3 separate regions of the Mus musculus genome follow, and all the other regions are linked to region 1. The links are chromatin loops, found by intact Hi-C in ENCODE. Cell type or tissue: left cerebral cortex. All regions are shown on one strand. Region 1 holds the start of Rbm46 (RNA binding motif protein 46). Region 2 overlaps Gm30097 (a long non-coding RNA gene). Region 3 overlaps Gm30097 (a long non-coding RNA gene).

Region 1 (8,000 bases):
TTGACCTTGTGTCCGCACTAACTGTGTGCCCTTCCCTATAACCCAGGGATAGACTGTCTATGGCCTATACCTCCAGCTCCAGTGTACCTGATGCCTCTGACCTCCTAAGGCAACAGTACTCCTGTGCACACACATACACAAACATCACACACTATATATGGGACTATGTATCTTCACTTTTGTATTGTCTTTCAAAAAGAATGCAGTAAAAAAACAGACAAGTAACTATTTTTTTCAAAATATATAGGAAAAATTACTTATCTAAAGGGCTTTCTTCTATTTGTATTCTAACTCAAACTAAAATGTCATCTGCATTATCACAAAAATTTCTCACACTATAAATGTGGGCATTATATAAAGTTTATGTCTTTAAATTATGTGTAGTTTAATAATTTAAGACACAAAACCCCTTTATACAAAGCATATTATATTTTCCTGATTTGTATCTTGTGAACAGTAAATTCCACGTTTGTTGCTTCAGGTGTTACTGAGCTGCCTAGTGCCAATTCTGAGCAATATTTATTTCAGTGAGATAGGGTACTTTAGAAAACGTGTTGAAAACTTTTTAAAAATGTGGTCCTAGGCATCTAAAATATTTTATAAATACAAGTTTAGAGACGAGTCAGTTCAATTTCATTTTAAACTATTTCTATTATAAATAATGAGTGTGTTTGACTGCAAAGGTGAAGTGTTTAAAACTTTTAGTACTAGGTATTTCGCGAACGAAGAACTGACTTAAATTTAGGATGATAAAAAGAAACCAACTATTTAGAAAAATCATTTGTGGTCACAATGCGCAGTGGGTTACTGCGCCTGAGAACTTGTTACACCTCTGAACCCCACCAGGGAGAGAGGCAACTCCTGAAAGTTGCTCCAACTCTCACGCAAGCCGCTGCACTCACACAGGGAAAATTGTTTCAAATCACTGCAAACAAATGTTAAATACTAAACCCAAAAGCGATGTGCTCTTTCAGTTTATGAGAGATACCTATAAATGCTTTCCTGACTAAAGACACTGTCATCTGTAGTGTCATTTGAAGTCTTATTAATTTGAACACAGAAATCACATTTCCCCTTATCTTTTTACCTTACCAACCAACAGATATTAAAGTTAACAGCATTAAAAATTTTTAATTTACACAAATTACTTATTTGCAATCCTTTCTTAACTTCTGGTACCTCTTAAGTTTTCCACCAATGAAAACAATACCACTGAACGCTTAAAGCGTAACTTCACCCATACACAGTTGAATATATATTCTTGGTTTTAATATTTCTTACTTTATAAGGATGTTTGCACCTTACATGAGCTGTTTTATAATTTTGGCATTAATATTTTAAAGTCCAAGACTCTTATATGAAAATTAGCACTTAAAACATGGCCACACGCAGGAAATAAGGCATTAGTTGGTTATTTGGCAAATACAGTGCTAACAAGATCCGAATGTCCTCAGTGGCACAGTTAGTGATTGAGACAATATTTTAAACAGGTATACTTAAAAACAAATCTACCTATCACAGCGCTAAGGTTGATTCTTATGACTACAAAGGAAGTTTCTGAAGCATCTCATTGCCCTAATCCCTTGAAATGAAAACTGCTAGTTATTTAAATTAGCCTATTTCCACATGCATATTCATAAATGATGGGCTGTTACCACCTTGATGCTACCTATAGTGCTTCCTGGTTTTAACCTAATTCTAGAAGGCTAAATGAGGTGCTTTTTCTGAGTCCCCTGGGGTCCCCTTCTCATAAATTCACCAGGAAGCCAGTCCACCAGCATCCACCGGGCCCCTGGACCGGCTCCGTGGTCCTCCCTCACCCCAGGCTGCACTAAGAGTGTTATCCGGCCCGTCGGGCAGTTGGCTCCCGACAACCACTCACGCAGATCCCCTAGGCAGCCCGGCCGCTTCCCAGTCGGGGCGGCGGAAAGTTCGAGGCCCGGCCCCCGCTAGGAACTCTGGGCGGCGCGGCGAGCGGACACAACGGCGACGGGAGGCCAGCGAGGTCGGGAAGCAGCGGCCAGGACCCCGAGGTCCCGGAGCTTCTGCCGACTGGGCAGCCGCGCAGGGAGCCCGAGACCCGAGAGCCGCTGTCGACGGGGCGGCCGCGCAGGGAGCCCGAGACCCCGGAGCCGCTGTCGACGGGGCGGCCGCGCAGGCCAGCCCGCGGACACCGCCCGACGGTGGCGCCCCGGACCCCGCACGAGGGCACCCCCGACTGCGGCCGTTGGCAGCGGTTTGCCGGTCACCCCCGCAGCTCCCATTCCCGCCTCACCCCGTCGGGTCTTCAGAGGCCAGACCTAAAAATCCCTGGACCAACGAGCACAAACCGCCGCCAGAGCTTCGGATCGGCGCTGCGGGCGGAAGCGGTGGTCAGAGGAGTCGCCGCGGGGCCGGACGGGGCAGGGCGTGGCCAGTGGCGCTCGTGCTGTCCTCGCGCCTCGGGGCCACGGGCTCTTCGCCTCAGCCTAGCGTGCCTCACGTGGAGTGGCCCCACCTCGACCAATCAGCGGCCGCCGGTGGGGGCGAGGAGGCGGGACTGAGGCTTGAGGCCGGAGGAGGCACTTGCGACAGGCGAAAGGGACTTGGAGTGGCACGCTCGCTGGCCAATCAGGAGGAGAAAAGCCAGTCTGGGCGAGTGAAGTTTGGCGCGTGGAAGACTTGAAGGCGTTACTAAACAAAAGTTACAAAGTGAACTTGCAGTGCTTCCCTTAAGGGAGATGTAGGTAGGTTGAGAAAGTTCTTTGTCTGGCTGGATGAAGTTTGCAAATCTTGATTGAACGCCTTGTTGGGTGCAAAACAGTCATGGGGACTTTTGTAAATGAGGATGGGAGGGGTGGCCCCTTAATTTCTGATTCCCCTTAAAACAGATATGATGAGACTGGGATCGTAAATAACGTTAACAGAGTTTTAGCCCTTTTATGTTTCTACGTGCCAAAAGCAGTTCCAGGGCATCTTCGTCCGTTCTCACAGGGTTTTTAAAACTAAGTTATAGCATGTTTTACAGACAGGGAAACCGACTCAAGAGAGCTGTGGGCGTTTACACAACGTGTGCATCAAGCGGCTTGTGATATGTTACTATCCCAAAAGGTGCCCCCCAAGGAGAACGCTATGCACAATACCTGGGAGGCGTTGGTAACTCGGAAAGCAGTTATTCCTAAACTCTGCTCTGCACAGTATTTTCCAAACAAGTTGAAAGCCTGAGCCACATCTAATACACTAGTTTGGCTTTGTTTTTAAAGATTTTTTTAACCTCAAAAACTACAAGAGGAAGGTTTGTTAAACATTGTTCGTTTGTTTTGTTTTGTCCAGGAAAGAAAGGTTCTTCACATTCATTTTCATGTCTGAATTTTACAGACTTGATTTTACAGACTAGCTGATTTTAAGCGTCGTTGTAGGAGCCTGTAGAAGCCAGTAGGTGGCGATATTTTATTGTGAGGTGTGAATGAGGTCTTGGAGGTAGCCTGGAGGACTACTTAACATTTCCAGTGTGTTCTCTTTTCACACCCCATCCCCAGTATAAAGGAAACCAAGTGAACAAGAGTTTCATAAAGGTCATTAGAGTGAGGCCTTAGAAACTTGCTTTAGAAAGACAATGTTAAAGACTCAAGTTACAGGGTACATCCTCTCCCTCAAAGTCTTAAAGAAACTGAGCAAATTTTATTAGCAGATGTATTTTTCATTGACTGCTATAAAAGATTTATGCCTTCTGCAACCAAAACATAAAGGAATAGCCTTTATTTCTTAAGTTTCCAAGAAGAGGGCATCTGAAACCTTTATGCTACGAGAATTCTTTAAGAATAGACTGCAAAATAGAAATTTTTAGATGCTTTATGGGGAAAGATGACCCAAATGAAGAAAGATGTGAAATGCAGGTGTTCTTTTGTCTGAAAAGAAGCCAGAATTGGGATAAGCCTTTGCTGATGGCGAAAACAGGAGAAAATCTATCAGCAGCTCAAAGGGAAATTATGCTGTCTGTGGGAATGGAAAGAAATGGTTAAACAGTGGAAGGGACCAGGAGAAAAGGTTCAGCATTTAAGAACCAACCCTGGCTGTTCTTCCAGAGGAGCCACATTCAATCCCAATGGTTTTAACTGTCTGTAACTCTGCCTCTAGGAGATAGACCACCTCTGGCTTCTGTGGGCACATACCCACACGCACACACACACACACACAAACACACCTTTACATAGTTTAAAATTAATAAATATTCTTTAAAATGGAAAGGATGTATAAAATAATTGGTTAGAGTAGCTTGGATGTATATACGTCTATTTTCCCCTTATGAAATATAAGCTTCGGGATTATTTAGAGGTTAGGTTCATAAATGTCCTATAATATACAAACTTCCAAAGGTTAAAAAAAAAAAGTAATGGAAAGTCCTTATAAAACGTTTTCTTTCCAGTTTAGGCCTGATAGAAATAAAGGTGAATTTTCTACCCAAAGGTCAGTGTGTCGCTAGAGATTCCTCCATCCGTCTCTGGTCTTCATGGCAAAGATCGAAAAACGTGGCGACTGCCTGTGTGTTTCTAGAAGTCTTAGCCGTAGCATAGAACAGGATAGTAGCACAGGAAACAGCCCTGCTTTGCTGTGGTTACTCTTTAGTCAAGCGGATACCCTCTCAGAAGTGTGTGTTTTGTTTTGTTTTTACGATGGCGTTACAGTTACAATTCCAGCACACTGGCCCACTCTCTCTCTCTTGGTGGTGTGAGACTTTCTACAACAGAATGTCTAAATGCCATGAATGCCCCATCACTGAACCAGGAGCCATTATCAAGAGGACTCTAAGGGAAGGTAGGTGCTTCAGCAATGACTTTTCTGGTGACAGAAATGGGGTATCTTTATGTCCTGTCTGTATTGCCCTAGGATCGAGAACCTTGCTTTTATGTCAGCAAAACAGAAATCAAGATCTTTGTATGTAGATCAATGACAAGGAATCCAACCCATTGCCAGAGCCTCAGTAAACATCAGTACAAATTGGAGGGAGTTCTGATGAAGCCAGACTTCTCCGGTTTATACTAGTTACTAGTTACTATCAGGAACATGTTGCAAAGACTTCTCACTGTGATGGACAGAGGAAAGGGCCTTGGACCCAATATGCTGTTCAGAGTCATGCCTCCAGCTAGACTTCCTTTAGCTAGACTCACCTCCAACCACAGCTTTGCACTGCCACCTGGGACCAAACACTGTACAGATGAGCCCACTCATTCATACTCAAACCACAACAAGCTTCTATAATAAGCATTGTGGGGGGGGGGACCAAATCCTGATGTGCAGGAGGAACTATAAGCCTGAAACTGCTGCTCGGAAGATGGAGAGCTGCAGTCTCTAGATTAACCTACCGAGCACATCTTCATGGTCTGCTGACCAGCACAACACAGTAGAAACCTCAGGATCCTCGCTGGAAGTTAGGAACACCTACTTACATTCAAGAAACTGGAGTCTGACATCATTTGCCAATGGTTTCACCCAATCAGGATCCTCCTATTTTATCAGAAAGAATTCCCCCCAGGGAAGACCCAATAAAAGAGCCAGGAAACATGAAAAAATATGGTAGCACAATGTAACTAAATTATCAAGAAACACACAAAAATTAGTGGGTTGAATAAATAATTAAGAAACACCCAAACTTTTTTTCTCAGTAGATTTTACTCCTATAGAGCTAGAAATAATTTTTGATAATATCTCCCTTATTAGATAGTGGTATCATAGAAGAAAACCAAAATACAATGGCGGGTGTTCTAGGGATTTAAGTGGAACCAGCAGGCCCTCAGGATCAGCTTTCTAGCAAGACCCTGTGCTTTAGTAAACTACCCTTTGAACCCTGCCCCCACCCCCAAGAGTGCTGACATTTCCGCTGAGCCCAGACTGGCAGTTTTCTGAAACCCTGCTATTGAGCTCTGTGGACTTTCTTTACCAGGTTCTACTTGGGTTTTCCAGATGCTTGCGATAACACCCAGCCCCGTTTTACAAGGCTGCTTGGTGTTCTCAGCATCTTTATAATCCTGACTGCATGATGGAACTACCTGCCCACTTGCAACTCTAGGTTTTAAATACAGCTGTCACATTTCAGGTCTCTTTGAGTAAGTCTCTGCCTCCCAGGTTGAAGACCTAGTTACTTTCAAATAAGTGTGGCTTTCTTTGTTCTTAATCATGTGGATTGCATCCCCGCATGACAGTGGATACAAAGGAAAACATAAGGCGAAACTGATTTTTTAAGATGATAGCAGTGACAGTGGTCACACCCTGAACAGTGTGCTGCGTGGGTGGCATGGGGTGGCGCGGGCTGCGGAAACGTGGGGAGTGGGGAGATGCCTGGAAAGGAATGACAGTTCTGACTGGTGTGAGCCACAGCTGCTCCTTAGCAAGATTCTCATCTGAATAACAGGACATGTAGGAGGACAAAGGAAACACCTTTTGTACCTTAAGCCCAGAGCCAGCCCCTAGAGTGAGAATTTGAAACTGTGGGTTGTGGATGCAGAGATAAGGCAAAGAGTTCATGTGCAATGTATAGCCCAGAGCATAACTTTCCTGCTTATTATTCTCACAAACAGCCCAAACTGTATCACTCTTAGTCCTGTCAGGCAGAATACTGGCAAAAACCACACAGGGCTGCCCTTGTCCCTTGTGGCTGCCGAGGTCTAGTGGTTCGCATTGTCCTTTACAGTGCTCAAAGGTTCAACATGTGCTTTGCGGTTAGATGCTCAATATGAACTTGTTGTACATAGAAGAGCAAAAAGATAAGAATGGTGGGCTGGAGAGATGGCTCAGCAGTTGAGAGTACTTGTTGCTTCTGGAAAAGACCTGATTCAATTCCCAGAACCTCTATGGTAACTCACAGCCATCTGTACAATCATGTTTAAATGTATGTCTCTAGAGAATTATAAGTGAAAAATCTTTCATATTTGTTTATAGACATGAAAAGTAATTGTAACAATGAAAGAAAATGGCATTTTGGAATGTTTTAAATTTTACTCCGTGTGTGTGTGTGTGTGTGTGTGTGTGTGTGTGTGTGTGTGTGTGTAAATGAGTATATAAAATGTGTCAGAATACAGAGTGGAAGCTAGGTGAGTACTTGAAATGCCTCAGAAGAATGTGTCATTTTATTAATGAGGACGCTAAAGACAACTGTAATGATACAAGGTATAGTCATCCACTTCAAGCTTGCAGCTACAGGTGTGTGCGCGTCAGTTTGGTCTTGGATTATCAGTTTTTCAAACTGATGCTATAATCGCAGACTGAGATAGGGCACAGAGGCTGTATCAACCAGGTGACTGTACTCTGCAAAGTGTCTTTAGGATGTGATGTTGGTTTGTCTTGATTTTTTCCTGCTTGCTGGTACCCTTCAGGCTGGCATTAAAGAGAAGCCAAGAAGACCCAGATGGAGCGGAGAAGCTTGTGTTCACAAGAATAGACTTCCCTGTGTGGCTTTCCGGCAGGACAATCCCAAATATTCTGCATACCTATCTTCCACTCTGCGTTCTGACACACGTTCTATGTGCAGGCATGTTTGTCTATAAGGCCTTTCCCTGTACAGCTGACTATGCTGTCTCTGCCCTGACTTCCCAGGAGCAGCAGCATATTGAATGGCGTGGTCCACAGTGCTAAAGCTTTGAGACCGTATTGAGCTACAGAAGGATAATGTGAGCTCCTGCCTTTATGAAGTGGACATTCCTGCTGGATCTTTATTTGCAGGCTTTTTATTTCTTTCTGACTCTAGGGAAGATTGAAATACTTTGCTGAGTAAGAATGGAGATGGTGAATACCGTTGTCTTGTTTGTGATTAGAGATGTTTCATTTTTTTCCCCTTTTTAATGTAATATTGGCTATAGGTTTGTCATCTGTAGTCGTTAGTGCACTGTGATCTGTTTCTTTTAGTGCTAGTTTCAGGACTTTATCATGAAGGAATATTGAACTTTCTCAAAAACCTTTTCAGCATCCAACTAAGACAACCCCGCGATTGCTGGCTTTGAGTCTATATTCTGGCTTGCACTTATTGA
Region 2 (8,000 bases), 120 kb after region 1:
TCGAGTGGCTCCAGAACAATGCAGAAGGAGAACAGAGTCAAGGGCACTTCAAATCAAATGGGACAGCCATTGTACCTCGGGCAGGCCCAGGAGCTCAACAGAAAGAAGTACTCACAACACTCTGTTTATTCTATTACAGCAGATAAAGAACATTCAAATAAAGAACACCAAAGGCCCAACTACCGAAATGATGTTAATGGATGCAGAAGACAATCTGAATGGCAAACCTTTTCCTTTCATTTGACTTCTTTACAGGGTTGTCACAAAGAGGGAGCACAAGGATAGACTTTTAAATTTTGCAGATTGTCTAATTTATTACTGGTGTGTGTGTGTGTGTGTGTGTGTGTGTGTGTGAAAAAGAGACAGACAGACAGACAGACAGACAGACAGACAAGTGGCAGCGACCAGAGGAAAACTTTGTCATTAAATTCTCTCCTTGACAGGTTACCTGAATTTTAAAGAAGCACTCAGCCCCCAGGCTTGCCTAGAGCCTCTACCAGCAGGGGGGCGCGGGGAGGAAGGGCTGGAAGTGGGCACGTGGAGGCATGGGTGTGGGGAGGTCGCACATCAGATCACCAGCCTTAGGCTAGATTTGTTGTTTGTCTGTTTGTTTTCTTTTAGTGAGCAAAAGTGACAAGAAAGCCCTAAGATAGCCAATGTCTTTGGAAAAAAACAATTTAAAGAGTCCCTTGCCATCTCTCCAAATTTTCAACTGCTGGTCCCCAAAACAGTTTACACTGTCCCTGTGGCTGCTCAGTGCCAAGCCTCTGCCAAGCTTTTTTGGACCAGGTAAAGAGATTAGCCAGAAAAGGGGCAGGCAACTAGCAGGAATGGAAACCGAGAAAGATGAGGGCCGGAAGAAGGGACCGATTGTCACTGGGCAGGAAAAGGGAGGTGGGGAAAGAAGCATTGGGAGCCCGCCCTGCCCACACGCTTTACAGCTGTGAGAGGCGGGTGCACAGCTGGACACACGGTTCCTATGAGCCCAGGTACCATCTATTGGATTTTGGTGTGTCCCAAATGCACTCAACTTCCTTGGAGAGGGTCCCGCAGTGGGTGTGGGTGCGGGTGGGCCTGGGGTGCAGGTGGTTTCGCCTTACCCGATACAGTCAAGGAGTATTCCCAGGACCTGGAGGCGCTGCAGCCCTGGGGCCTGAGCTGGCCATAGCCACACCAGCCAGGGGCGTGACCCGCGACAGTCACAGGCTCAGCTTTGGCCGGCGTTTGGAGGCGCTTTCCGGGAGGATAACCTGTTCAGGCTGGACCCACGCCTCCTGCTGGCCAGCCGCGCTGCGCACCCGGTGCGGAAAGGTCCGCAGCACCGGTCTCAGTCTCGTGAGGCTCAGCAGAAAACCTGGGCGACTAGAGGCCTTTTTTAGTCTCTGGAGTTAACGTCGCAGGCAATTTAAAGCTGCTTAAAGATGAACTTGGGAGGAGGAATGGGATGAGGAACTGTCCGAGGGTGGGCCGTGAGGGGGGAATAACATAACGACTGAATTGGAAAAAAATTAAAGATAGATAGATAGATAGATAGGATAGAATAGGATAGGATAGATAAGATAGATCGTTTAATTCAGCGTCTGAGAAGGAAAATCCAGCAAGGCAAAAATGATGGAGCCCAAATTCTCACCATGGAGCCAGGGAATTCTGTCTAGGCCACCCAGGATCACAAAGTGTTCTATTCTCTTGTAGTTACTACAATCCACCGCACCCCCCCCCCCACACACACACACATAGTTTCCCTCTGATCCGTTGTAGACCCTTGTTTGTGACTCTTCCTAGACTGACTTTAGGGAGGAAAAAGATTAGAAGAGATAAAATTCTGTAATAAGATGAGAACAAATAGTGCTTTGCATCTTCCAGGGTGACTCCTGATGTTCAGGAAGGGCCCCTTGCTGAATTTTTATTGCTCACCAGAAACTAAATGCACTATTTGTTTATAATTAAATAAGTTTTTACATTTTTTAAATTCCTTAAAGCAGTCCTGCTAGACAGGTTTCAATTATCTGAGCTTACAGTTGAGGGACATGGGGGAGAGGTGTGTGTCTCAAAGCCTTCCAGATGGGAGTTAACCTATAAAGCTGGCATTGAAACCAGGCAGTCTAGCCCAGTGTTCATGCTAAATAGCCCCCATTCGCCATTAGCTAAACGCACCTCTGATTTGGTTGAAGTGTCTCAACAAACCTAGAGAGCAGGCACTACTCTCTTCATTTTAAAGACGAAGAAACAAGAGTAGAGGTTATTCCAGGCCACAGAGCTCTTAAGTGGAACTGGAGGGAAGAAAAGAAAAAAGGAAAGAGGCCTGACCTTAGATAACCATTCACTCTCCAATGAGAAAAAGCTTTCCAGTACGGAGACTTGCATCCCACCACCCCATGCATTTTAAGCCCTGCTGATGCATCAGTAGCTTTTATTTTGACACCAGATCTCACTAAGTTGCTTGAGTGGGCTTTAAACTCAGGCAGTCCTTGAACTTTTATTGTTCTCCTCCCCCAGTCTCCCAAGTAGCCTGAGGGCGAGCCCTTCCTAACACTGACCTTCAAACACTGACCCTGTGAGCTTCCAGGTTAGACCCACATTGTCCCTCCTTGCCCCTAATTGCCCCTTTGAGTACACACACACACACACACACACACACACACACACACACACACACACACACACACTTAGGATTGGCCATTTGGCCCACGGCTAGGATGACATGGCCCTAAAGTACTCATCCTCAGAGTCATCCTTCTTGTGCCTTTCAGGACACCCTGGGAATGGAAGTCCAGGGACACAGGTGGCCTCAAATCCTCTGTGTGCCTCTTCGGGAAACAGTGCTGCTCTGTGGAAAGGAAGCACAAGCAGGGCCATGACCACACAAACTGCTCAGGTTACCTTCTTTATGACTGCCTCTGCTTTCTCCTGCGTTCTCTTGCGTGAGGTGAGGCCTCTCTTGTATGATGGTGCAAGTCTCTAGAGGCTCTTGAGGAGTGGAATCCTGATTTAAAATAAAAATGTTTTTGAAAGAAGCTGTCATCGGTGGGCTTAATGGGGCAGCATTTGACAAGATTGCACGGTGGGGTGGGGCGAGCATCCTGGGAGCAACAGGATTTTAAAGGGAGAAGAGAGAGACACTGTGCACTGCTCTTCGGCCATCAGACTGCAGAGAATGTGGATCTCCACGAATTTAAATTTCCTTCAAGGATTCCATGTTGGGAAGAGGAAAGGGCTACAACCTTGGTGCTAGCCACAGAAAAGGATTTGTCTCCTGGAAAGAGACCTCACACAGTTCTCGCAACTTGTCTGACTACCTTGCAGGAGAAAACAGAGCTGAACAGATGATAGTGGGCCGAGCCACAGCCTGGCCAGGACTGCTTAGGGACGCATGCGCCTCTCCTTCTCATTAAACATAAGCCTCATGTTTATGTCGCTGCACCCCAGGGATGTCACTGGACCCCAGGGATGTCAGGACCCCAGTGTGGGAAGCCCCAAACGCCATTACAAGATGGCGCTGGTTTCAATAAGCCAACACCCATGAATATGGGTAAACAACCAATGTGCGCATGTGCATAAGAGTTTTTTGCCGAGTCACTGCCTGGCCCGAGGCATATTAATGAGGTACTGGTAGCATAACCAATCAGGTATGGACACGTCACTCCTAGGCCTATATTAGCAGCGCCATTTCTGGGGCTCAGGGTCTTTCGCCTACGCAGTCCATGCTCTCCCAATAAACGTGTTGCAGAAAGATCCTGTTGTGGCGTCTTACTTGCTGGCAAGTTGGGCGTCCCACACCCCAGGATGTCACTGGACCTTAGAGATGTCAGAACCCCAGGGATGTCAGGACCCCAGGGATGTCACTGGACCCCAGGGATGTCACTGGACCCCAGGGATGTCAGGACCCCAGGGATGTCACTGGACCCCAGGGATGTCAGGACCCCAGGGATGTCACTGGACCCCAGGGATGTCAGGACCCCAGGGATGTCACTGGACTGCTCATTGGTTCTTCTCCCCATATAGTCACTCAGTCATCTCTTTCTGATTTGTACTCTATTCCATCTTAACAGTCCTATTGAGAACTTGTGGCTGAGACTAGCCTGTTCGGGCTCCCAATGCCCAGACTCTGATTCTAACATCTCTGGTAACAGGCGAATCCATACAGTATGGGACCTTCAAGACTATTGGCCATTTGGGTATGAAACACTACCAAGAAGGAGAGGAGAGCAAAGAGCTCTGGGAGAAGGGAAACTGAAGGGGGCATTAATATTTAGATGATGTCCTTCATCAGCCCATCAGGTGGCTCTGTGTCAGTGAACATGAAACAGCTGAAGCTGAATGAGGTCTTATCCTTGGCCAGCAGATATTGGGTGTATTTTTCTGTACGTGAAGCAAGTGGGTTTTACACGGCTAAAAATATGCTCATTTGGAATGTGTTCCAAACAACTGGATTCGTAAAAACATGACTCTACTGTCAGCAAGCTTTTGGATTGAGGGTGCCAGCTTCTTGGGGGAAAATCAATAGTGAAAAAGCTGACATAAATGGGGGTTCTTGCACTTTTACACACCTGCTAACAATAGCTGGACAGACCTTCAACTGCACAGTGAATCTGTGACTCCATCAGGGCCAGTTTGACACCCTAGTCTCTCCCACGCATAAGTATATCAAAATTCTGATTTAAAGGCCATGCCATGATATCTACCGCTCCATCTCATGACCTAATGTAAATAGAGAAATATTACATTCATACAAGAATTCATACGCATACAAAAAGAACAAAGAGAAGATTCCTTAATCTGTAACAATCTATGCAGCAGGTTGGGTGTAGGAAGGTGACATTTGTAGCTAGTGTTCAAAATCACTCCACCAGAAGGTGGCAGTATAGCATTAAATATTAGACTGTCTGCCATAGGTCTTACACGTTCTTGGTATTCTGATCACTAAGTCTAATAAGCCTGTGCAACCCTAGAGGTCTGGAATGACATGTGCTAGACAATCCGTCCGCAATTCTGCACAGTACATTCTTCCATGCTGCTCAGAAATTCGGATGAAGAGATTCACTTCACAGAGTACATTAACTTGCAAAACCTTGGTGGCCTCCCCATCTCTGACTCCACAGAAGCTGAAATACTGAAAACGACTAATCCATTCTGTGTTATGAAATATTATTATTATTTTGTGGGGCTGACAGTCTTTACATCAGCAAGGAATTGAGGCAGGAGCCAGCCATTGTTTCTTTTTCTAATTGGTTGGCGGTGTTTGTTTTGCATGCTGGGGACTGAGCTGGTGGGCTACGGAGGGTACAGGACCCACACATCCTCTACCAATGAGCTACGCTCCCAGCCCTATTTAAGCTCTCCAGTTCAGATCTGACTTCTGCTCTTGGGCTCTTTTATGTTTTCACATCTCAGAAGCCGGCCTTACCCCCATCAACTCACGGGCTGCTCATTCTCAAAATCCCCTTGTTGCTAGCATTAGTAGGGTCAGAATCTGGACCCTAAACTGAGCCCGGGTCAGAACTTGCCTGGTGGTTTTGGCCTACCCCCTCATAGGGCAAAAGAGGGCAGGGGAGCAGCCTGAGGCTCAGCTCCAAGTCAGTAGGGGAGTGTGTGAATCAACCTCTTGGAAGGCCGTGGCCTGAGCTTTAAGTGGGCCCAAGTGAATGAGAAGGGCTGCAGTAAAGGAGCGGAGGCCGACTCCACCAGGGACTGGATTAGGTGAAGATCGAAGGCAGACTCCACCAGGGACTGGGTTAGGTGAAGATCAGCCCGCTTTCTCTACCGTTCAGGCTCTCTCTAACCACACACTTAAAGCCATCTGCCTAGGTTGGTGCTAAAGCTCCACAGTACCATGCTATAAATTCCTTTGCTTGCCACGCCTAGAATGTTCATTCAGCTTGATTCTGCTCACTATTATAGAGAGTCGTTCATTCCAAGCAAGCAGATACAGCCCAGAGGCCAGTGTGTAGCCTTCTCACCTTTTATTTTCATACAGCAAATCAAGGGAACAGGATAACAGCAGCTCCTGAATATTTATTTGCTTGTTTGTTTATTAGCGTGGCGGCCTTCTAGGGCTCCAGAGGCTTGTTTTATGGGCACCAGTCTATTGGGGTTTGTTTTAAAATGTTACAGTTTCTCTTTGCCTTTTTGAAAAATAAGCACATAACGTCCCTTTCAGTCAAAAAGTTTCAGTGCATGCCTCTATCTGCTCTGTGTCAGGATAGCTAGGGGACAGATAGAAGAGACACGAGAATAGGTGTGCTCCCACCCCCACTCTCACCCTGGCTCTTCTTGTCCTCCTGGCTGACACCCAGGAGTTTCACCAGAACTGACCAGACCTCCCTGTCTCCACTTTTCTGAGAAACATTGCAAGCGTGATTGTCAAAAGACCATGCCTCAAGTCTACCCTCTTTGTGACCTACTTTCAAAGGAAGGCTTTCTTTGCTCAACGTGTTCAGCACGGTTAGTGTTCCCTGCACCCGCTGGAGCCCTGCACGATCCGCCACGAACCAGAACTCACCGTTCAGGAAAAGTCAACGTGGTAGCAGATACTTTCCTTAACATCTTGACCTGGTTGTAGATTAAGTCATTTCAAACCCCGGCACCACACGCAGACTCACTGCTGAGTGCTTACTACCTGTGAGCCTCTCTTCCCATGCAACTTTCTTTGTACTTAATCAACAGACCTGCTTAATTTGGTTCACTCTGACTCTTCCAAAAATGCTTCTCTACGTCAGACCCAGATGCCCAGGTTCTGGGGTGGCTCCCTGGGCTACACTGCCAGCAATGTCAGGTTGTGTCTCTGCATCTGGTGACATCGGGATGCCACTTGTATGGGAGCCACCTTCTGGGTAACTGTGGACAGATTTTCTGGGGACAGTTGTTTTTCAAGCTAATATAAGTTGTCTTTCCTTTCTTTGACTCGTCCTGGAAACAGATTCATGTTCATTTTCTCTGCCCCAAACTGCATTTAATGGTTTGTGCATGTCATAGTAACATCTAATAGTAATGGCTCAGTGCTTCTCCACCTTCCTAGTTCTGCGACTCTCTAAAATAGTTCCTCGTGTTACGGTGACCCCAACCATAAAATTCTTACATTGCTACTTCATAACTACTATTGCTACTGTTGGGAATTGTAATGTAAATACTTGCGTTTTTCAGATGGTGTTAGGTGACTCCTCTGAAAGGGTCATTTGACCCCCAAAAGTGTCCCAACCCACAGGTTGAGAACCACTGGATTAGGAAATTAAATCTTATTCATTTAACAGGTGTTTGCTGAGTACACTGTTTTAAGACTTTCAGACAAGAGATTAAAAACTCCTCTGCTTTAGGCCGCTTACATGAAATGTGTCTTAGTTAATATATTGTTACACGATTGTAACACTATCTGGAATTTTGATGAGACAGTGACATTTCAATCCAATTTGGGAGATATGGTGAACAAGTTACACTCAACACACACACACACACACACACACACACACACACTTCTTTAATTTTAAAATTTATTTAGTGTGTGTGCACAGGTGTGGAGATCAGAAGCCAATTTGCAAGAGTGAGTTCTCTCCTTTCATGGTGCAGGTCCTGGAGGTGGAACTCAGGTGACCAGACATGTGGGCAGGAGCCTTTATGTGCTATCTCTCTTCTTGGTCTCATACATTCATCTTTGAAAGGATCTTAACCTCAAGGCTAGCAGTTTGTAGTTACTTGGACAAGAGATTCAGAGTTCTTGGAGGCTCTGCTTGTTATTTTTGTTTGTTTTGTTTTGTTTTGTACTGGAGATGGAATCCAAGTGCCCACATAGGTTGAGCACAGGCTCACCCACCCCCTCCTTCCGTCCGTTGCCAGCTCCCCTTGAAGTTTTCTGGGGACCATAAGCACATCACTTAAGCTCCATCAGTGTGACATATGGAAGGACTCACTGGTGTTTCTGGGTTATTTCCACGTGGTCCCCCTTTTTGTTTTATTTTTACTCTGTTACCAGGGCTTGTCAAGTGTTTGACAGCCCCTCTGAGAGCACA
Region 3 (8,000 bases), 110 kb after region 1:
TTTTCAGAGGTTTGGAAGAAGTCTCTGGCTCCTTTGCACATGAGAGATGAGCATCCCAGCTGCGTGGCACAGAGTTCAAGGATAAGCGGTCTGGAACAAGACCATGGAGGCCTCGATGGCTAATGAGGATGACACATCATCAGATCCCTGCCCGGTCAGATCCCTCTGGTCTCTGGTGACCCTGACTGATTCCATATGCTAGTTGCTTGGCCAGATTCCCTACTCTCCTCCAGCAGCTTGCAGTAGCTTGGAAGACTGTTGTAAGCCCACGCTGACAGAACTTGTGCCTCAGATTTCAGACAGTCCTTAACAAAAGAACTGATTTTTTTTTTCCTCCAGTAAGAAATACAGGGTAATGGATGGTTAACCATAGTGTTTAAGTAATATAACCATGATGAATAGCAAAAAGACTACTCTCTGACTATAAGGGAACAGTAATTCATTGTTGCAAATCACTACAACTTAAAAAGTCAAATGACAAAGTTAGAGACAAAGAATAATGACAGCTCATGCATTTTCATTCACTGTTTTTTTTAAAGCTATTACATGTGTGGGTGTGTGCATGTGTTCTGAGTGTGCATGTGCACAAGTGCATGCATGTGTGTCTACGTGTGTGTGTGTGTGTGTGTGTGTGTGTGTGTGTGTGTGTGTGTGTGTGCATGCATATGAGGGTGGGGCATGCATGTAGAAGTCAGACGATATCTTTTAGAAGCTGATTTTTCCTCCATCATGTGGGTCCGGGACTGAATTCAGGTTGTCAGGAGTTGGCAGCAGGTATCTTTACCTGCTGAGCCATCTTAGCAGCCTTAGTTCAGCAATTCTAAAATGTCTCTAAAGATCAAACATGGAAAAAACAAGATCAAAATGGAAAATGTATTGTCAAAGCCATATGAAATTATAATAAAGATATTAATTCTGCCAAACCAACCATCCTTTACTCTGATCCAAACCTGGAGGGATAAGGGTCTGGGATGGCAGGGTATCAAGTGGGAGGACAGGGTTGGAAATACAGAAGACAAAAGCAGTGGCTGGGATCAAAAGGTCTCGTATAAGCTAGTGACTTATGCCAAGCCAGTTTATTAAAATATACAGCCCTTTATATACAAGCTGTACGGGGAAGAGCAGATCAAGGCCAGCAGAGAACTTAATCAGACTATGTTGGCAAAGAAAACACAGGCTGCTCGTCTGCCTTCGGACTGCCGGTTACAGCCCGGCAGGGTAGAAAGCAAGGTTCCCAGGAACTGGAGGCCCAGGCCCAAGCCCCAGAATAGATCGTGCCAAGTCTGTTCCTGGACAAGAACACAGAGCATTCCCTTTGTCCTTTTATCGGAGTCTCTGAGAAATTCTCAGTCTGACTCCCCACCATAGTCAGTGTACCCAGACAGAATTCCTTCTTTTAGATAAAACCATCTGAGTTCATGTGGAACGACCACCAGACAGTAACACACACAAATATATGTTTGTGATAAGTAACTATGTTTAGAGGCCCAGCAAAGCCAGCATGTTCTGGGCTTCCCAGCCCAGAGAGTAAATGTCTTGTTTGTTTCAAGGTCTCAAATGTAGCCTAGGCTGTCCTAGAACAAGCTATGTGGTCAAAGCTGCCCTGGAATTCCTAGCAATTTATCAGCCTCAGCCCTCTAAGTTCTGGGATTATAGGTACAAGTCTTCAAACCCAAAGAAATAAATGTCTTTCCTCCCATAAAGTATGCAGACTGTTGTATTTTGTTTTAACTAGAGGAAAATAATTGTACTGGTTCGTGTCTTACATCATCTATAAAAATAAAACCAGATCATATGCCAAAATATAAAATCTAAAACTATTAGGCTTTCAGAAGCTATTATTTGTTTGTTTGTTTTTCCTTTTTTTGGTTCGATACCATAAACATGATCTATAAAAGTAAAAATGTATAAATTGAGTCTCATCAAAATTTAAAACATTTTTCTCTGACAGTATCTTGGGAAATGAATAAAGGCAGAAAGGGATAATATCCCTTGCCAGGTGTATAGAGAATTTCTACAGAGCAAGGAGACATAGGGACAGAAAACAGTCCAAATAGCTGCCAGTTTTGGCAGCCCAGCCGACACCAATTTTATCAAATAACAACAGATTAGAAATCAGTTTCTAGAGGTCAGAGTTAACCAAAATCACACATCAGATGGCTACAGCTGTTTACCCAGCGACATAGACTTCTTGCTCAGGAAGCTGTCACATGTTCCTCAATCGCCTGTCATCACATCATTTCCAATGACAACTTGATTTCCATTTCCACTTCCAAATTGATCCCTGCTTTCCTGGAGGGTTTACGAAGGACATCACAACTGCCTCACTAGAGCCTTCTGGTAAATCCCATTCAAGTTCACTCCCATTTACTCTGAGTGTAACTCCCACTCAAGTTCCATGACCTCTTTCTATTTCCACCATGACGCACCCCCATCTTGGAAGCAAACATGCTAGAGGCAACAGAAGTTCCCGATCATCAGAATGACCACAAAACTGACTTCCTGGTTGTTATGACCATCCAATGTGTGGCTAGTAAAGATAAAAGTGTATGTTCTAAAAGGTATATGTGAGTTACTAATGAAATGATTAATTTTAATTTTAACAATACACTGGGTCTGTAAAAAACAATCCTTTAGAGAGGACTGATCAAGATGATTAGTTAACACTTTTAATTATTCTTTTAACTGGGGCTGTTTACAGACATACCACAGAACGCATAAGGAACTCAGAGAAAATCTTGGAGAACTCAGTTCTCTTTCCACCTTTTGGCTCCGAAGACTCCAACCCAGAATGAGTAGCTTGCCAGAGAGTTTACCTGTTGAGCCATCCTGCCAGCCTGCAGGTCAACCCCTACCAGACCCTCTCCTCTGCATTTCAGTGTTTTCTGGTGGCTTGCTGAGGGAAACTATGAAATATATTGGGATGGCTAAAGCTAGAACATTCTGGAATTCTAGAAACAGCAAGCTTGTAATAACAAGGAGTTCTTAGCGTTAAGGTAAAATTATCCTTTCTGGGGATGTGACCAAACGTTGGATCTTTATCTCAGGTGGAAAAAAATATTTTTGATAATTTCTGACGTGCCTCAGATTCCCTGAGAGCCATCCCCAGATGCTGACTTAGCAACCTTGATCTAATCCAACCACCCAATTAGCAGGCCATGGGATGGAGGAGGACAGAGACTAACTGACTCTTATAGTCACAGCATGGGAGTGAGAGTGGCAAGATGAAAGCCATGCTCTCTTACCATGCCCCGTCACCTGCCCTGATGGACCATGTGGACTTGTCCATGTGACTTCTTGACCAGGAGGCCATCTGATGGCTGTCTGCAGATGGCATTAGATGCTCTGCTGGACTGTACTATGAACTGGCCAAGGAACTGCTACAAGCATAAGGAATTGCAATAACGCAATGCCCTTCTAACCAAGAGTGAAGCATTTTGCTTCTGTGCTTATTATATACTCAGCCCCATCCTCTTAGCCTTCCCCACAACTCTACCCCCAACCCCCTTCCCTTCCTTTCTGTTTTCTCTCTCTCTCTCTTTGCCTGAGGCAGGCTTGTCTCAAACTCCAGATCCCCTGCCTCTTTACCACCAACACACCAGAACTCCGTGGGCATTTCCTGAAAGTCTCCTCCTTCCTAGTTCTTCTCCATGTCTTCAGTGGTTCTCCCTGTCCGTTTCTATCCAGTTGTGTGCCATGACCATCTGCCCCCTTTCCAAGGCCTCTCCAAAGCAAGCTAGCTCATATATTCCTTCCAAGCCATCCTCACCCAGGCTGCAGAGATCCTGCCTCAAATTATCTTCAATGGTTACTTCTGTGAAAGTGGCTCCCTCCCTCCAACTAGTTTCAGACCACACCTTCTCACCTAAAGCACACTGGCGTCTTGGTTCGGGACCCTGTGATGTCAGCTCTCTTCAGCACATAGATAGCACGAGCAGTGTAACTGCATTCATTGACATTCCATCTCTCTAAAATGACAAACTTCAAAATGAAAGTTAGCTTTAAAATATCAAACTGCCACTGTTTCCTGTAATTTATGAGATGTTTCTACAAATTTGAGAACACCTTGTGTTTCTCCTCCATCCCCACCTCCTTTGGTTTGTAAATGTCGTTGTTTGTTTTTCAGTATACAGTAAACAATTAGCCCTTGCTTATTTTCTAAATGGCCATATCACTCCCCCTAGTGGATAATGAGAATAGTAAAAACAACCCTAAGGGGCTGAAGGAGCTGAGGGGGTTTGCAGCCCCCTGGAGGGAGCAACAGTGTCAATCAGCCAGATGCCCTGGAGCTCTCAGGGACTGGACCACCAACCAAAGAGTACACATGGAGGGACCCATGGCGCTGGCCACATATGTGGCAGAGGATGACCTTGTTGGACATCAGTGGGAGGAGAGGCCCTTGGGCCTGAGGGTGCTTGATGCCACAGTGTAGGGGCAGGGCAGGAAAATGGGAGTGGCTGGGTGGGTGAGGGAGCACCCCCCATAGAGGCAGGGGAGGGAGTGGGATGGGGGCTTCCGAAGGGGAGACCTGGAAAGGGGAAAACATTTGAAATGTAAGAAAGGAAAATATCCAATAAACACTGACAGCTTTAAAAAAATAAATAAATAAAAAGTCATAAAGTCAGCTGAGCATGGTGGTGGCCCACACCTTTAATTCTAGCACTTGGGATGTAGGAACAGGCAGTTCTTTGAGTTTGAAGCCAGTTTGGTCTACAGAGGAAGTTTCAGGACAGTCAGAGCTATTACACAGAGAATCTTTGTCCAGAATACCCCTGCTCCTAAAAGCCAGAGTTATGAGTGGTGTACCTACCACCAAGTTGATTGTGCTTCATTAAAGAGCTCCTAGGGGCTGGAGAGATGGCTCAGCAGTTAAGAGCACTGACTGCTCTTCCAGAGATCCTGAGTTCAATTCCCAGCAACCACATGATGGCTCACAACTATCTGTCATGGGATCTGATGCCCTCTTCTGGTGTGTCTGAAGACAGCTACAGTGTACTAACATACATAAAATAAACACATCAAAGAAATAAAATACAATAAAGAGCTCCCAACTATGTTTATGCAAACAGAAAAAGGCATGGAAGTAAGAATGGGTATTGTTGGGAAGAAGGGGTTTATGAGAGGAAAATGAGGGTGAATGTTCAAGATGCACTATATACATGTATAAAATGGTCAATATGTAAAATAAATATTTTAAGAGATCCAATCAACTAGAAAAAAACAGCCCTTCCCAATTCTGTAGTGGTCTGAAATTGTCAGAAATAAAAGTAAACAGAATGTACTATATCAAGACTATTGCTGATTCAAAACATCTCCTATCAATCTTTCTTTCTCCTCTCTCTCTTACCTTCTTCTCCTCATCTCCCCTCTCTCTTCCCTCCCTCCCTCTCCCCTTGCTCTTGCTGTTGATACACCTTAACCTGCTGTTGATTATATAACCCATTCTAAAGAAGAGATTATTCCTTATCAGAGACACAGGTTCAGGGCCTCAAAAAGGAGTACTCAGAAAAGCCACCCAGAGTCACCGTAGCACACAGGGCAGGGACCATCTCTGCTCACCCAGCACATCAAAGTGCTGGACAAAGACGAAATGGTCTTGGATCTGGATCTATTACAGTCAGCAGTTTCTGGTAGTCAACCTCACTGTGGCATGTGCACACACACAAACACACACACACTCACATGCATACATCCAAGCACACACACAAGCACAATAAATAAATGTTTGGGGAAATTGGAGAAATGACTCAGCAGCTCACTGCATTGGCTGCTTTTCCAGAGGACCTGAGTTTAGTGCCCAGGACTCACATTGGGAAGCTCACAACTGCCTGTAACTCTTGTTCCAGGGGATCCAACACACTCTCTGGCCTCCATCAGCACCTTCACACACTTGTCATACATACAGAGACACGCACACACACATGCACATAAATAAAACAAATATTGAAAAAAATGGGACACTACTTTAAAATTTTCTTCTTTGGCTAGCTTCAAGGCACTAATACAGGCTAATCAACTGTATATTATTTGCAAATCTATATAAAATATTAGGCAATTATAACAGTCAAGTTCTTTACACATACTATCCCAGGTGAGTCTCAAAATAAAATCAATCAATGAAAAAAATCTGATATGTTCAAATTATAAACTGGACTTTCTTACTATGGTAGTGAAGTAACAATGTAAAGAATGAACTAGACCAACATCTCTTCTGTGATGTGCAAGACTCGTAACTCCATTTGATTAAGATACAAAAGTTAACATTATCCATCCTGACCATTTGCTAAACCTTAGACTGGCTAACAGTGACTCATTCAGAAGAATGGTTATAGCAGTAACTCCAGGTATTTAAAATGAAGATCACAGTAGGAGAGAACATGGCTGGCCTAGTTACTCAAAAGTATCTGGTTTTTTGTTTGTTTTTGTTTTGTTTTGTTTTGGGGGGTTTTTGTTTGTTTGTTTTTGATTTTTTGTGGCCAGACTGCTGTTAAAGTTTAAATGAGAAAACTACTCTAGTTATCTTACTATGGGAACAGGCTCTTCTAATTTCACCCAATAAAGGCAGCTTCTTACATAGACTAGGTATCACACACACACACACACACACACACACACACACACACACACACAAAATGATGAGAAAACTGTATTAAGACTTACATATTCTGTAGTAAGTTACACAACTGGAGTGAATCTCTGCTCTAACTGGAACTTCTGTAGTGATGTCCCATGCCTCAGTCCAGCACCTAGGCCATAAATATTAAAATAAAAAGGTTTATTCCAGAAGAACCAATAACACTCACTGTGACTACACATGAACCAAATGACACTCACTGTGACTACACATGAACCAAATGACACTCACTGTGACTACACATGAACCAAACAACACTCACTGTGACTACACATGAACCAAACGACAGTGTAACTAGCACCACAGATGACTAAGATTGTACCTCTTGGACTTCTTTCCATTTATTTAACCATTTCTTTATTGCTGGGTATTTAGACCTCTCCCTTATTGAATGTGTTACATAAGCAAGGCTATAATAGCCATGCAATTGTCATGAACAAAGCCCTTTATAGTTAGTTGTATTATAGTTCATTAAGATAAGTTAGTTTATGGACAATAAATAAGCAGAGGACCTAATAATAATGACCTTTCCAATAATAATATAATCTAGCATTTCAAAAGGTTTTTGAAAAGTTATTTATGTAGATATTTTCTTGTTTCATATCTTGTACCCCAATTTTATTAAAAGAAAATTACACAAACATTGTTCAAGGTCATTAAACTGTCTAATTTACTTCTGCAGTGGTTATCACACAGGTAGCTACCATTGAGATAGCTTCAAAAATGAAACAATTCAGGGAGTTGGGGAAATGGCTCAGTCAGTAAAGCCCTCACTGTACAAGCATGCAGACCTGAGTCTGATTCACGACACCCAGGTCCAAAGACCTGCACAGCAGCATGCACCGTAACAGCAGCTCTGGGAAAGTGGAAGGATCTCTGTATGGAAATCACATGGAGAGTGATTATAGAAGAAAACTGATTTCACCACGCATGCCTATGCACACACACACCACATATACATATGCACATACATACATACATACACATACATACCTACAGATACACACATAAATATACATATACACATACACATACCACACACACATGAATATATACATACATATGTAGTGGGTTTGGTCTAATGCTGCTTGTATTCTAATGTTAATTTCGATCCCCCAAATTGTTTGCACGGTGTGGCAGTTTGTCCTGCTCTCACTATCTCAAGAAACTATAGCCAGTACTCGACGGCAGAAATGATTCCCCTCAGATGGCAAAGATCGTGAGTGACTCATTTTAATCTCAAGTTCAGAAATGCTTCTGAAAAAAGTTACCCTGCTGTTTGCAGCTTTTGCTGGGATACAAACACACCAAGAGGTCAGTTGTGTCGTGGGAAGGGCAGCTCGCTCTTGGAAAGCCCCTGCCTTTC

What was found. Hi-C counts contacts between places; a loop is a spot of excess contacts. Peaks named below come from ENCODE experiments on the same cell type or tissue, not always from the same donor. Only the 100,000 strongest peaks of a DNase experiment are listed, where the experiment ranks them.
Region 2: a loop joins it to region 1, with 4 times the contacts of the local background. A loop is called at or near these places in 22 of 42 quality-filtered maps.
Region 3: a loop joins it to region 1, with 5 times the contacts of the local background. A loop is called at or near these places in 22 of 42 quality-filtered maps.

The regions. Positions count from the first base shown.
Region 1 is chr3:82,874,033-82,882,032 of GRCm38, forward strand. Rbm46 (RNA binding motif protein 46) reads right to left here and starts at 2,451. Exons shown (of 6, transcript NM_001277170.1): 1 at 2,276-2,451. Rbm46os (RNA binding motif protein 46, opposite strand) reads left to right here and starts at 2,673. Exons shown (of 4, transcript NR_040382.1): 1 at 2,673-2,726; 2 at 4,665-4,794. In left cerebral cortex, a CTCF peak has its summit at 3,395 (motif pointing right); DNase peaks (open chromatin) are centred at 2,549 and 3,428; H3K4me3 peaks cover 354 bases.
Region 2 is chr3:82,994,347-83,002,346 of GRCm38, forward strand. Gm30097 (a long non-coding RNA gene) reads right to left here. Exons shown (of 5, transcript XR_375748.2): 2 at 2,881-2,983. Among named protein-coding and RNA genes, the nearest start is that of Fgg, 9.4 kb to the right of the region's middle. In left cerebral cortex, CTCF peaks have their summits at 1,291 (motif pointing left) and 4,853 (motif pointing right); DNase peaks (open chromatin) are centred at 1,200 and 4,872.
Region 3 is chr3:82,980,856-82,988,855 of GRCm38, forward strand. It overlaps Gm30097 (a long non-coding RNA gene), which reads right to left. Exons shown (of 5, transcript XR_375748.2): 3 at 6,661-6,746; 4 at 3,866-3,981; 5 at 621-831. Among named protein-coding and RNA genes, the nearest start is that of Fgg, 23 kb to the right of the region's middle. In left cerebral cortex, a CTCF peak has its summit at 4,180 (motif pointing left); a DNase peak (open chromatin) is centred at 149.